Linked DNA regions of Homo sapiens: regions 2 and 3 are each linked to region 1. A link is a contact called in ENCODE Hi-C or POLR2A ChIA-PET data. All regions are on one chromosome and are shown on one strand. Each heading gives the region's core, a stretch centred on a gene start or an enhancer-like site at or near the end of the contact. The rest is flanking DNA. Distances are from core to core; before and after follow the strand shown.

Evidence for each region. Hi-C counts contacts between places; a loop is a spot of excess contacts on that map. ChIA-PET counts read pairs that join two places held with the same protein, here RNA polymerase II (POLR2A). Pooled maps may share reads with other maps.
Region 2: a loop to region 1 is called in a map of gastrocnemius medialis, with 7 times the contacts of the local background. The contact joins the promoter of SATB2 here to the promoter of SF3B1 in region 1. A Hi-C loop is called at or near these places in 1 of 168 maps with a recorded cell type or tissue (gastrocnemius medialis) and 9 of 50 pooled maps. POLR2A ChIA-PET finds 5 or more read pairs at or near these places in 1 of 52 experiments (CD8-positive, alpha-beta memory T cell).
Region 3: a map of naive thymus-derived CD4-positive, alpha-beta T cell shows a loop between it and region 1 (28-fold over the local background). The contact joins the promoter of FTCDNL1 here to the promoter of SF3B1 in region 1. A Hi-C loop is called at or near these places in 1 of 168 maps with a recorded cell type or tissue (naive thymus-derived CD4-positive, alpha-beta T cell) and 5 of 50 pooled maps. POLR2A ChIA-PET finds 5 or more read pairs at or near these places in 1 of 52 experiments (T-cell).

The regions. Positions count from the first base shown.
Region 1 is chr2:197,433,651-197,437,428 of GRCh38, forward strand. SF3B1 (splicing factor 3b subunit 1) reads right to left here and starts at 1,378. Exons shown (of 25, transcript NM_012433.4): 1 at 1,322-1,378. The coding sequence starts at 1,349. RefSeq lists enhancers at 715-1,261, 1,006-2,205, 1,447-1,756, 1,777-1,826.
Region 2 is chr2:199,456,427-199,460,152 of GRCh38, forward strand. It overlaps SATB2 (SATB homeobox 2), which reads right to left and starts at 1,513. Exons shown (of 11, transcript NM_001172509.2): 1 at 913-1,513. RefSeq lists a silencer at 2,704-2,833 and an enhancer at 3,100-3,394.
Region 3 is chr2:199,849,598-199,853,477 of GRCh38, forward strand. It overlaps FTCDNL1 (formiminotransferase cyclodeaminase N-terminal like), which reads right to left and starts at 1,595. Exons shown (of 5, transcript NM_001363886.2): 1 at 1,143-1,595. RefSeq lists a silencer at 1,376-1,655 and an enhancer at 1,487-2,061.

The DNA.
Region 1 (3,778 bases), core at 128-2,627:
AAGCTGGACTTCAGGTCCTCTGGGTGACCCAACTATTCAAAGCCATTCACATTCTGGTCCTAATCCAACCTTTCCAGATTCATTTATTTCTTCTCTACTTGCACCCTCTGTTCCTGCTACAGTGGACTACTACTCAAACACACCTTTCACGATTCAATACCTTGTTACAAGATGTTCTCAGGCTCAGATGTCCTTCCCGATTTAAAACTGACTGATCCTTTTAAAACACGGTCATGTAACCTCCTCAGTGAAACAACCCTAAACATAATCATTCCGTTACCCAGGTTCCCAGAACATGCTGCTTTTTCTTCTACTTAAGCATGCATCTGGCCTCATGAGAGAATGAGAACATACACATCTGTTTCTCCTATCAGACTGTAAAATTTTGGATGGCCTCAGTCTCTTACCTCTCACAGACTAATACCGAGCCAAATACCCAGAAAGAACATATGAAACAAAAGTGACTTAGAAGTCTCGTTCTCAGTGAAAATCTCGGATTCCAAGTCAGAAATCAAAGAATGCAGTTCCAACTTCTCATGCCTCGTCTTTTCTGAAAAGTGATCCCATTTTCTGTCATCTCTGGATACTTCCTAATGAACTCCAGTCTATTCCCAACGTTTTCCTAATTTGCACACTCTGTATTCCATAAAACGATCAACTAGCTTGAAAGCTTCGGCCATTAATGAAAGTAATTTATGTTTTCCTCTTCCATCTGCTCCTCCAATAACCAGTCTCCAAAGAAAAAGATCAATATTATACTAAAAGTGACTAAGGGAGGGAAAACAACTACCAGATTTTATCCCCAAATCGTTTCGTGCAAGAAAAATAAACAAGTAACTGACGCTTGAAGACACACAAGGGTAGGAGTAACGGAATCTCGGTTTAACCAAATTCGATTCAGTCTGCCGGAAAAGCGGCTGCCGTATTTCAGTGCTTTTCTGACCCTCTTCTGCACAAACTATGGGGACGACAGTGTCGAGAGGCGAGTGAGACCTTCTCCCCACGCCCGCTTCCCCGATCCCTTGCCCACGAATCCTACTGAGGAAGCCGCTTAAACGAGGCCCTCTGGTCAGAGAAGAGAAGCTACTCTGAAGTAGCAGGTCCCAAACACTGAACAAAGCGCCTGTCGGGGGTGTAAGAGGAGGACGCCATTACGCGGGGCAGTGGCCTGCGCCGCTGGCGCGGAGGAGACGACCCTTGGCCCCGAAACGCGGGCTCAGCTCCTACGAAAGAAACCATAGAAAAAGGCAGAATCCTAGGAAAAAAGGCTTTTATTAGGCTAGCAACGAAGAAAACACGTAAGCAGGGAAAGACCGCTTACCTTCGTGAGTCTTGGCGATCTTCGCCATTTTGTCCACTCGAACACACAGACGGAACTGGCGCTCCCAAGAACTTCCGCTCGTCGCCGCCGCCACGGAGAAAAATAGCTGGGGGCTGCACTCTGCGCGTGCGCCAAACGGGAGCGCGCTCCGTCGGGTGACACGTGACAGAACTGCCACCTAGAGGGAACCGCGAGGTGCATTGTGGGTGGGGGAGGAGACACGGTTGGGCCCTGAAGTCGCCTGCGTGGTGACCCAGGAAATCCCCGAGCCGAGCCGTAAGGTCCTTAAGTGAGTAACTTTGCCCTGGAGGAAAGTGGATTCTACGAAGGGAGTTAAGAACAGACACTGAGTCCCAGCAACTCTGGAGGCTGAGGCGGGAGCATCGCTTGAGCCCAGGAGTTCGAGGCAGCCGTGAGCCGTAATCGTGTCGCGCCACTGTACTCAAGCCTCCAGACCGGGCGACAGAGCAAGACCCCGAGACCCCTCCCATTAAAAAAAAATGAACACTGTACGAAACGCTGCGGTTTCAGAGCTGGAAGAGACCTCAGACATTCAATCCCTTTTCCCAAAATTCACTGGAAGAGCTCGAGGAAAACTTTCCCTTGCAGCTGTCTCAGTCTTTACAGTGCTTAGTTACGAAGACAGTCTTAACAGTCCCATCTTTCGCCCTGTAATTCAAGGTCATTTTTCATTCTTTCTGTTTAATAATTGCAAATAATTTGGGTAGGAATTTCGTTGAGCCTCACAAATCGTTGCTGAGTTGCACAGTGACAATCTTGCCACCCTTTTAAAGCCTTTTACTTTATGGGTTCCTAGAAAACCACTCATCGTCATTATTAACATTCATTAGATGTTTCTCTTAAATCCTAGACGGTATTCCTAAATCAGGAATTTTAATAGATCAGAATACGGCAGTCTGTTTTCCTGGGCATCAATTATAATATAACCTTGTACTGTCACACTGGTCTTTGACTTCGACGATGAAAAAGAAAGAAAGGCTCAGAAAGATGGGTCCCGGAAGCAGCCGAGGAAAACAGGTAGTTATCAAGGTTAGAGCCATCACAAAGAGAGGAGTACCTCGCTATGTGATAAACCTGCAACCCAAATACTAACCATACCATGGGTCAGTATGGTCGTTTGAAGGGAGGGAAATGGTATGGGTGTATTCCTCTTGCAGGAAGACCCCATATCTACTTTGGGTAAAGTGAGGAGCCATTTTCCTGAGGCTAGCGGTAGGTGGGAGATATATGGACAATGGCACTGGACTGAGAGCTTAGATAACCTGTCCCTGGTGACTCCTGACCTGCAGCCTTGCTCCCTCTTTCCCTCTCACCAGACTCCCTCCCTTCTTCAGATCAGGTGACACAAACGATTTTTTTTCTGTTTTTTTGACACACAGTCTTGGTTTGTTGCCCAAGCTGGAGGGCAGTGGTGCGATCACAGCTGACCCTAACTTCGACCTTAAGGTTCAAGAGACTCTCCTGCCTCAGTCTCCAGAGTAGCTAGTACCACCAACATGGGCCACCATACCCAGCTAATTTTTATTTTTTGTAGAATGAGATCTTACTATATTCCCCAGGCTGGTCTCAAACTCTTGGCCTCAAGCAGTCCTCCTGCCTCAGACTCCTAAAGTGCTGGGATTATAGGCGTGAGCCACCACAGATTTTTATTAGCATCAGTAAAGGAATAAATTTGATAAATTAAAATTTTTGGCCAGGCGTGGTGGCTCATGCCTGTAATCCCAGCACTTTGGGAGGCTGAGGCAGGCGGATCACAAGGTCAGGAGTTCAAAACTAGCCTGACCAACACAGTGAAACCCCATCTCTACTAAAAATACAAAAATTAGCCGGGCATGGTGGCACCTGCCTATAATCCCAGCTACTCAGGAGGCTGAGGCAAGAGAATCGCTTGAACCCAGGAGGCGGAGTTTGCAGTGAGCGGAGATAGTGCCACTGCACTCCAGCCTGGGCAACAGAGCGAGACTCCGTCTCAAAAAAAAAAAAGAAAAAAAGATGTGATGGTTAATTTTAAGTGTCAACTTGACTGGATTAAGGAATACCTAGAAACCTGGTAAAGCTATTTTGTGGTGTGTCTGTATGGGTGTTTCCAGAGATTAGCGTGTGAGTACAAGTGGGCTAGGTGGGGAAGATCGGCCCTCCGTGTGGCCAGGTACCATCCAGTCTGCTGGGGACCCCAGGAAGAACAGAAGCAGAGAAAAGGTGAAAATGTCAATTTATGTGCGAAGGCTGGCTACATCCAATCTTCCTCTATTGTTGTTTTTGGACAACGACCCCAAGCTGCTCAGCCTTTGGAATCCTGGATTTACACCAGCAGCACCCTATCCCCACCCCTTCCTCCTGGTTCTCAGGCCTTTGTCCTTGGACTGAGTTACATCATTGTCTTCGCTGATTCTAAACCTTGGGACTTGGACTGAGCTACCAGCATCTCAGGGCCTC
Region 2 (3,726 bases), core at 263-2,762, 2.0 Mb after region 1:
ACAGCCTAGCCCGTCCCGGGGTCAGGGTTGCGGAATAAGTGAACTTCAGAAAAAGACGTTCCACCCACATGGGAAGGGAGTTGGGGGTGTGCGCAAGTCCATAACCGAATTAACCACCCGGTAAATGCGCTGTGAATGGCCAGGCAGGAGCCAAAGGCCGGGCGAAAGAACCCCTTGAATACCCGCTTTTTACCTATACGGAGCAAGTCCTGAGATAAGCACACACCTGCATAAAATCAACCCTAATTCCACATTAATAAGCATCCGAAAACACTTGGAGGTATTTATCAGAATAACCTCCATCACAAAGGCGGGCGCTACAATCGTTATTATTTTGGAGCGTTCTTATCTTCATCTGATCCCCAGTGCTTTTTTAAAGCTCTTCAATATAAAACACAAAAGCAAAAAGCATTTGAATTCTTAGTGCAAGAGCAGCCTTCATCCGCCCCAATTTTAACATCGCTCCAGAAAGTTTTCCTCTGGGTCACTAGGTTGGCAGTGCGCTCCCCACGGAAGCCGCAGGTCTCGACACCCCTGGATTGGGGGGGTGGGGGGGGGCGGGGAAGGAGGGGAAACACCTGATGAAACGGCGCTCGCGTTGTCACTGACACCCGCAAGAAGCAAGACCCCGGCACCGTACTGCGTGCGCGCTGGGAATCCTCGTGGGCGCTCTGGCCGCGCGAGCAGTGTCGGCGCCACGGGTCAAGGAGACAAGGTGGGGGTGGCAGGGGGAGGTGAAAGGAAGGATGCGAGATGAAGACACGGAGCAGGAGGGCTGAGGGCGAGGCTTCCGCCTGCATTCCCCGACTTCGCGGTCCGAGAGGCCGAGAGCGGCGGGGAGGGGACTTCGTTGGCCCTGGGCTTCCCCGAACTCCCGAGCGCGGCGCGGGAGCCCTCGCCCTGCGTACTTACTGCTCACGGTCTGTCTGAAACTTGGCTGACTGGGGCTCTGTCCATGGAGCAAAAGTAGAGAATCCAGGGTGGAAAGTTTCTGGTGCTTGGCTTTGCAGTGTTCTCCTAGTCTTCCTCTTTACTCCTTCCCCTTCCCTCTTCCCCAGGTCCTAATGTTTAAGGTCCTGGGTCAGGGTGTCTTCTTCTGGTGCGGAGATGGTTGTTATGATGATGATGGGGGGAGGGAGGAGGGGGAGGAGGAGGAGAGGGAAAGGACTCCTCCAAAGGGACACCCGAGCGAGCGGGGGAGGGGACGGCGGAGGAGGGGGGAAGAGAAGGAGGCTGAAAGAGCCTTTTCACACCTTCGGGAAGGAGACCCGTTCTGGAGAGAAAGGGCTGAGAACCCGGAGGCGGCGGCGGCGGCGGCGAGCCGGGGCTGCTGGTTCGCAGGGCGGCTAGCTCGCGAGGAGGCGCGGCCAGAGCGGTGGGACCGGTAACACCAAGAGCCGAGAAGACGCAGGGACCCGGGACCGCGCGCGGGAGGAAACGCGGCGGCCGCCCAAGCTGTCACCTCCAGCCTCTCCCCTCTCGGCCGCCTCTGCCAGCAGCCAGAGCCGGACTCACTGACAAGCCGCAGAGAGAGACACACTGAGAGGGAGATGATTATTAGTTGCGTTGAGTCATCAGGCAAAGTGAGTCCTTTTGGGTTGTCCTCGGTTTCCGATTTCTCCCCCTCCCCCTTTCGGTCCCCAGATCTAGCGCCTTCAAAATAATAATTTGGGGTGGGGGTAGGGGAAGTCTCTGGATTATTTCGGGATGGGGGTGGGGGGGATGGATCTAAACCCAAGCCAGACTGGTCCACCGCAAGAAAAGAGGGGAGTGGGGGGCGGGGAGGAGGGCTGGGGAGGTTGCGGGGGGAGGGGGGCCCCGCCTGGCAGGAAATTAAACATCAATCAATCAATCGCTGTGAGCACGGCGACCCAACGGCGGCGGGGCTGCGAAGGAGGCAGAGGGACAGGCGAGGGGCGGGTGGGAGGCAGGGAGGAGGGAAGAGGAAGGGGAGAGTCGGCGGTCGGAGCGGGGTGACGAGGACCTCATGCACGAGGCGGCGAAGGACCGATGGCAGAGAACCGAGTGCGGCGCGAGGCGGTGGCCGCGGCCAGCGGGTGGGTGCGTCTGGGCGCAGGCGGGCACCGGGGCCCAGGGTCTGGTCCTCCTCCTTGTGGCGGGTCCAGGGCGCGGCCGCCTCGCCCAGCCCCTAGGCGCACTCGTCCCGGCGCGGAGGCGGCGGCGACAAGGCAGTCGCTGGGTGCCGCGTCTGCCGGCGGAGACGCAGACCGACGCGCAAGAGGCGACCGCGGCTGCCTCGGCTCCCAGCTCTGTTAACTGCGCGGAGTACTTTCGACTTTGGAGATAGGAGGGCGATCGCCTCCCCCACCCACCGCCTCCGCCCACCACCCACCGCCTCCGCCCCTCCGAGCAACTTTTCCCGGTGCCTGCGAGCTCCCCCTCCGCGCCGAGCCGAACGTCCCGGCCCGCCGCGCTTCGTGCCGCCGCGCGCGCAGGGAAGGCCGCTTCTCCTTCAAAGCTGGCACGGCCGCGAGTCCGGAACAATAGTCGGGGTGTCCCGAATGCCAGGAGCACGGCCACTGCCCGCCGGGCTGTGGGTGGCACAGGAATGGGGGTTGCGTGGTGGATGCAGAGCGGGGTGCATCCCTGGATGGCATCGCTGGAGCGCTCGCCGCTCCGGCGACATCGCGAGCGGTGCAAACCGGGCCGCCTGGAGCCCGTGACGCGGTGGCGGCGAGGGCGGTGGGGCTGCCTGTCCTCGGGCTACAGGACTGGGGCTCCTGGGGACCCCAAGCTGCTCGAGCCCAGGGCTGCTGGCGCCAACAGAGCTGTGCCCTGAGGACCCGGCCTCCCCGCCCGGGGGGAGGCCGCACAGGAGCGTCCCCAGCAGGTCCCGCGAAGGCGTAACAGAGCCACAAACTTTTGCCGACTCCCGCGGCCGCGGCCGCCGGCAGCCCGACTCCGGCCGCGGTGCTCATTTAAGGTGGCGCGGGCACTAGCCGAGCAGGCTGGCCTCTGGCCGCGCTTTTGTCCCTGCGATTCCGCTTGGGCGCGCTGCCTCCTTAAGGAAAAGCACGTGGGCAGGGGCCGCAGCCCCCGCGAGATACCCGGGGCGTCGGCGGACATTAGCCGCTAGGACCTTAGGCGAGAAAATGTGGACGCATCCCCGCCGGCCCTGAGGCCAGAGAATCCCCCCTCAACTGGTTGCACCTCATGTCCCTCCCGCACACGTTGACTCTCCCTCCTAATCCCCAGGACCCCGAGGGCTCTCCCACATCTCCCGCAGCAAGAGCCACCGATCCCCCTTAAGAAGCGTTGACTGTACGGCGGCGCCAGAGGGCCAAACTAAGTTCGGTTTCGGGAAACGCTCTCGGGAGCAGTTCTGTAAATCCCTGCTGGGAGCAGAGACTGCGAAAAGCTGAGTCCGCCGATCGTGCCCGGGACAAGGCTGCCTTCCACTCGCCCTCGCCGCATCTACCTGGTAGGCGGCATGCGCACGGGCTTAGAGGCTTGAGAGCCTCTGGAAGAGAAAGGGTCCCAGGAAGGAAACCTGCCCCCGGCCTAAGTGTCGGCGCCCAGATCACCACGAACCCCGCACCTAGGCGCCGCCCACCAAGTTCCAAAGAAGTCCGAGGCGACCTGGGAGTCGGTCGGATCCCAGCCGAGAAAAGAAACAAGCAGGATAGCAATTCTTAGGGGAGCCACCCTGGGAGTTTTAGGCAGCGTTTGCCTTTCCCTGGTTTTCTTCACCAAGCCCCATCCTCC
Region 3 (3,880 bases), core at 345-2,844, 2.4 Mb after region 1:
ATATTCTGATACATATTATTCAATAATATCAAAAATGTGATTTTTGTTGAAAATTAATTATACAGGTTTTGGAGGTTGCTTTGATACTTTTTAGTACTCTAGAATAGCATTTTTGACACATCTTTCCATACTTCAAATGATATTCATGATCTAAAGGAATTAAAACATCTTAAAATAATAAGAAAATAATTTCCCTCTTCAAGTTCAGGACCTCATAACTTTGGTCTCTTTTAAATACCATAACTAAAAATAGATGAGGCCCTCATGAATTCATTCAACAAATATTTAATGAGGGTCTTTTTCTGACAGGTAATGTTCCCTGTGTGAGGGATACCAACCACTGTTCCCTGTGTGAGGGATACCAACCACAGTGGTCTAACTCTGAGACACGCGTTAAACTTTAGAGTTTAAGCTAAAAGTGCTCTGGTGCAAATAATGGTGCTCTCCCTCAATAAATCCACTGGCTTGTTCGCCAGGATCATTCGTTGGCCTAATCATCTTAACCTAGAGAGAGCTCAGGCTTCGTAGCTAGCTCAGGTTTGCAGGCAGGTTTTCATATCATGTCCATCATCTCATCACTGAAAATTCATAAAAATTCTGTCATTAGGTTTTTCTAGATATTAATAACATTGTTGTAATAAAGCAACCCAGACCTCTCGTTTCTATGTAAACAAAAAATTGCTTTACACAAGGGGTGTGGGCGTCTTCTGGTTTTCATTTGTTTTCAGTGTGTTTATGCAGCTTAATTGTCTCATCAGGCACTTTCCCAACATAATTATGCTTTTTAACAAATGGTGTTTATGGCAACCCCTAACAGTGCAAAAGAAAGGATTAGTTTCATCCTCTCATTCCACATTTTGATTCCCTGTGGACAGCTAAATCACACAAAGATGGTGTTAGAAAAATTCACCTTCACAGCGAAGCTGAAATGAGCGGCAGTACCAGGCTCAGAAAGTGACCCAAACGCAAGCCCCCCAAAACACTCTGTGTTTGGGACAGGGAGATCCTAGTCCTCCCAGCTCATCCTTCAATTACCATTGGATGACCTCTGGTGATAGATTAAACACTCGGCCGTCCCCCGCCCCCGCGCCTCCCCACCCGCGGAGAACCTAGCCTAGCAAGTGCAAAGTGCAGCAGTTCACCTGCCCCCTGCGCACGCACCCCACCGGCACTTGGAGGCCGCAAGGACGCTCGCCAGGCTGCCGCAACGCGTGCTGGGGCCAGAACCCCGCTGCTGGGATTCCCTGCGCGGTGCCGACTAGGTTCCTGGGTGGAGTGTCCCAGGACCACGTGGGCTGAAAGGGAACCCGAAGTGACTCCCGGCCTCCCCACAGGTCTCGCGGGACGCAGCAGCGGCGAGGGCGCGGGGTTGTGGCGCCTGGGAGCGAGGGGCAGCCGGCGGCTGCGCTGCCCCGGCCGAGCTCTCGAACCAGCGGCCGCGCCTGCCGCTCTGCGGTTTGGGAGGGGAGCGGACCTGCGAGCGCCGAAGGGCGGTGGGGCAGGGCGACCGCCCAGCCCAAGTCGCCGCCGCGCGTGGCCCGCGCGCAGCCTCCGCCGCCGCGCGTGGCCCGCGCGCAGCGTCTGCCGCCGGCTCCGCCTCCCGGACGCCCGGAGCGCGCCCCACCCCAGCCGCACACCGACCGGGCTGGCTCTGCCTCTCCCTCCCTGACCCGGCACCACGTGCCTGGCGTCCTTGAACGCTTCAGATTTTTATCAGTGTTGCCTTTTCGTTTGCTCTTCCGTATCGCCAGACCCTCCACAATTCTCTAGTCAATTAATGACTTTAAAGGGGCATTGGCATCTAATGATCAGGTCTTTGCCTATTGATCATGCACCAGCAGGGGGCTCTTCTCTCGTTTCCTTGGAAGGGACACACGCACTCACACACACCCTTCTGGTAAATCCCCTCCTGGAGGATTAGTGCCCCCCGTGACTGTGAACTGGACCCACCCCGGGACAAAAGCAGTCCTTGCGCATACCCATTTAGTCAAAGTTACAACGAATATGAATCAGGCTTCCGCATTTCCTTTTTTTCTAGGCCACTCAACCTTGAAAACACATTTCGCTTCCAAAAAATCAGGACCTGCTTTTTTTTTTTTCGTGTAGCAAGGATTAAATGTCACCATTTTGATCCAATTTTGTTCCTGTAGTGAAATAATCACTAAATAACTACTTTGACGGAATAAATTAATTTTTAAATCTATTTTTTATTTTCTAATTATAATTTTTAAACACAGATTTGAGGAAATTAACATTTATGTGGACATTTGGTTTCTAGCCTAATGTGGCATAAAAATAAGTAACATAATGAGTGTTAAAAAAAATCAGGTTCATGATGCTTCTCACATCATCATCATTGTACTTAGATGTCACAACAGTATTATGTGCGATTATGTCAGATCCAGCCTTCTCCATCTCGGAGTGTTGGCAGGTAGGAGGGTTGTTGGCAAGAGGAGGGGTGTTAACCTCAGGATCCTGGATCCATTCCAAGGCTGGTAATTACATTCTGCCAGCCAAAATTCATCCCATAATTTTAATTGGATAAATCCTTTCTGGCCTAAGCTACTGCTATGCCTGTCAAACTGTTGCCACATTTCACCCCAGAGGTGTCTGTGTTTTAGTTGCAAGAATCAGTCCCTTTGAGGTTGGCTTATCTGTTTAAATCCTCAAAATGCACTGGGATCCTATGGAATTAAATATATATTTAGGTATTTTTTTCTACTAAATCTGCATAGAAGTGCATAAAGTAGATACATACCCATGTTATTACCTAAAGACCAATACCTATCTAATGTCAGCATTCACTAGATAATTTTGAGAGCTTTTTAATCAGACCAATATTCCTAACTTTCTTCATCTTCTCTTTTGAGAGCTTTTTTGGCCTCTAGCTTTAGCTTCCGTTTTCCAAAAAAAGTAATGTGGTGTCCAAATGTTCCTTCCATGGTAGGGCAAAGAACCAGAATCCCCTGTATTTCACCTTTCCAAACAATCGGATAATGATACTACTTGCCAAATGAGACAGCGTAATAACATTACATCTAATCTTATAATATTTCTCCAGAGAAAACAGTGTGACACCTGGGGGCTTCATGGTTCTAGCTGTAGAAACTGCCAGAAGGAAAGCTTTTCCCCCCACAGCTCCTAATCCTCTCTTTCTCCCGAGAGACTGTTCCTTACGGAGCTACAGGCTATGGGGGCATTAAGTAAGATAACATTTCTGAAAGCATCCCTTTCTCCACTCTACTCACTTCAAACCCAAATGGAGAGAAAGCAGGGCCCCAGTGTTCTTTGTGGGGGGCAGCATCCGGCCCCTGCCTGAGGAGGGTAAGCATGTATTTTTGGAAAATACAAGGAGACACATACCAACCTGTCCCATGAGAAGTTTAGCGATACGATTGAAAGTATTATTTTGTTCTCTTCAAGAATGGAAAGTTACCATCGGTTACTTTAGGTGTACCGCATGTACTCCTGCCCATTTCACTACATAAAAGAGCTTTATGTCACATTTCTGTGTGCATCTTAAGTCTCTCATTTTTATTTAACTTAGCATTCTTTGGAGGGAGTCTTCCTACTTTTTGAATTAATGTATTATTCTGACTCCTTGATTCTTCTGCTAAATTCACCTTGTGGGCATTAGTTCTTTTGCTCATTATGGTTCCTGTCCAGAAAGATATAAGCCCTGGAATAGAGCAACTGAAACTCCCATGGGTCAGTTCTATCTACGACAACTGCTGTTCTGTAACACTCCCATTGGCTTCCTGTTAGACAAAGAGGACACTTTTCTTTACCCTTTGTTTTCGTTTTTGCAAGCAGGGAGAACTTAGTTCTTGTAGGAGACTTTCCTGACCCAACTGAGCTGAAGAGGGTAAAAGGGAGAGGC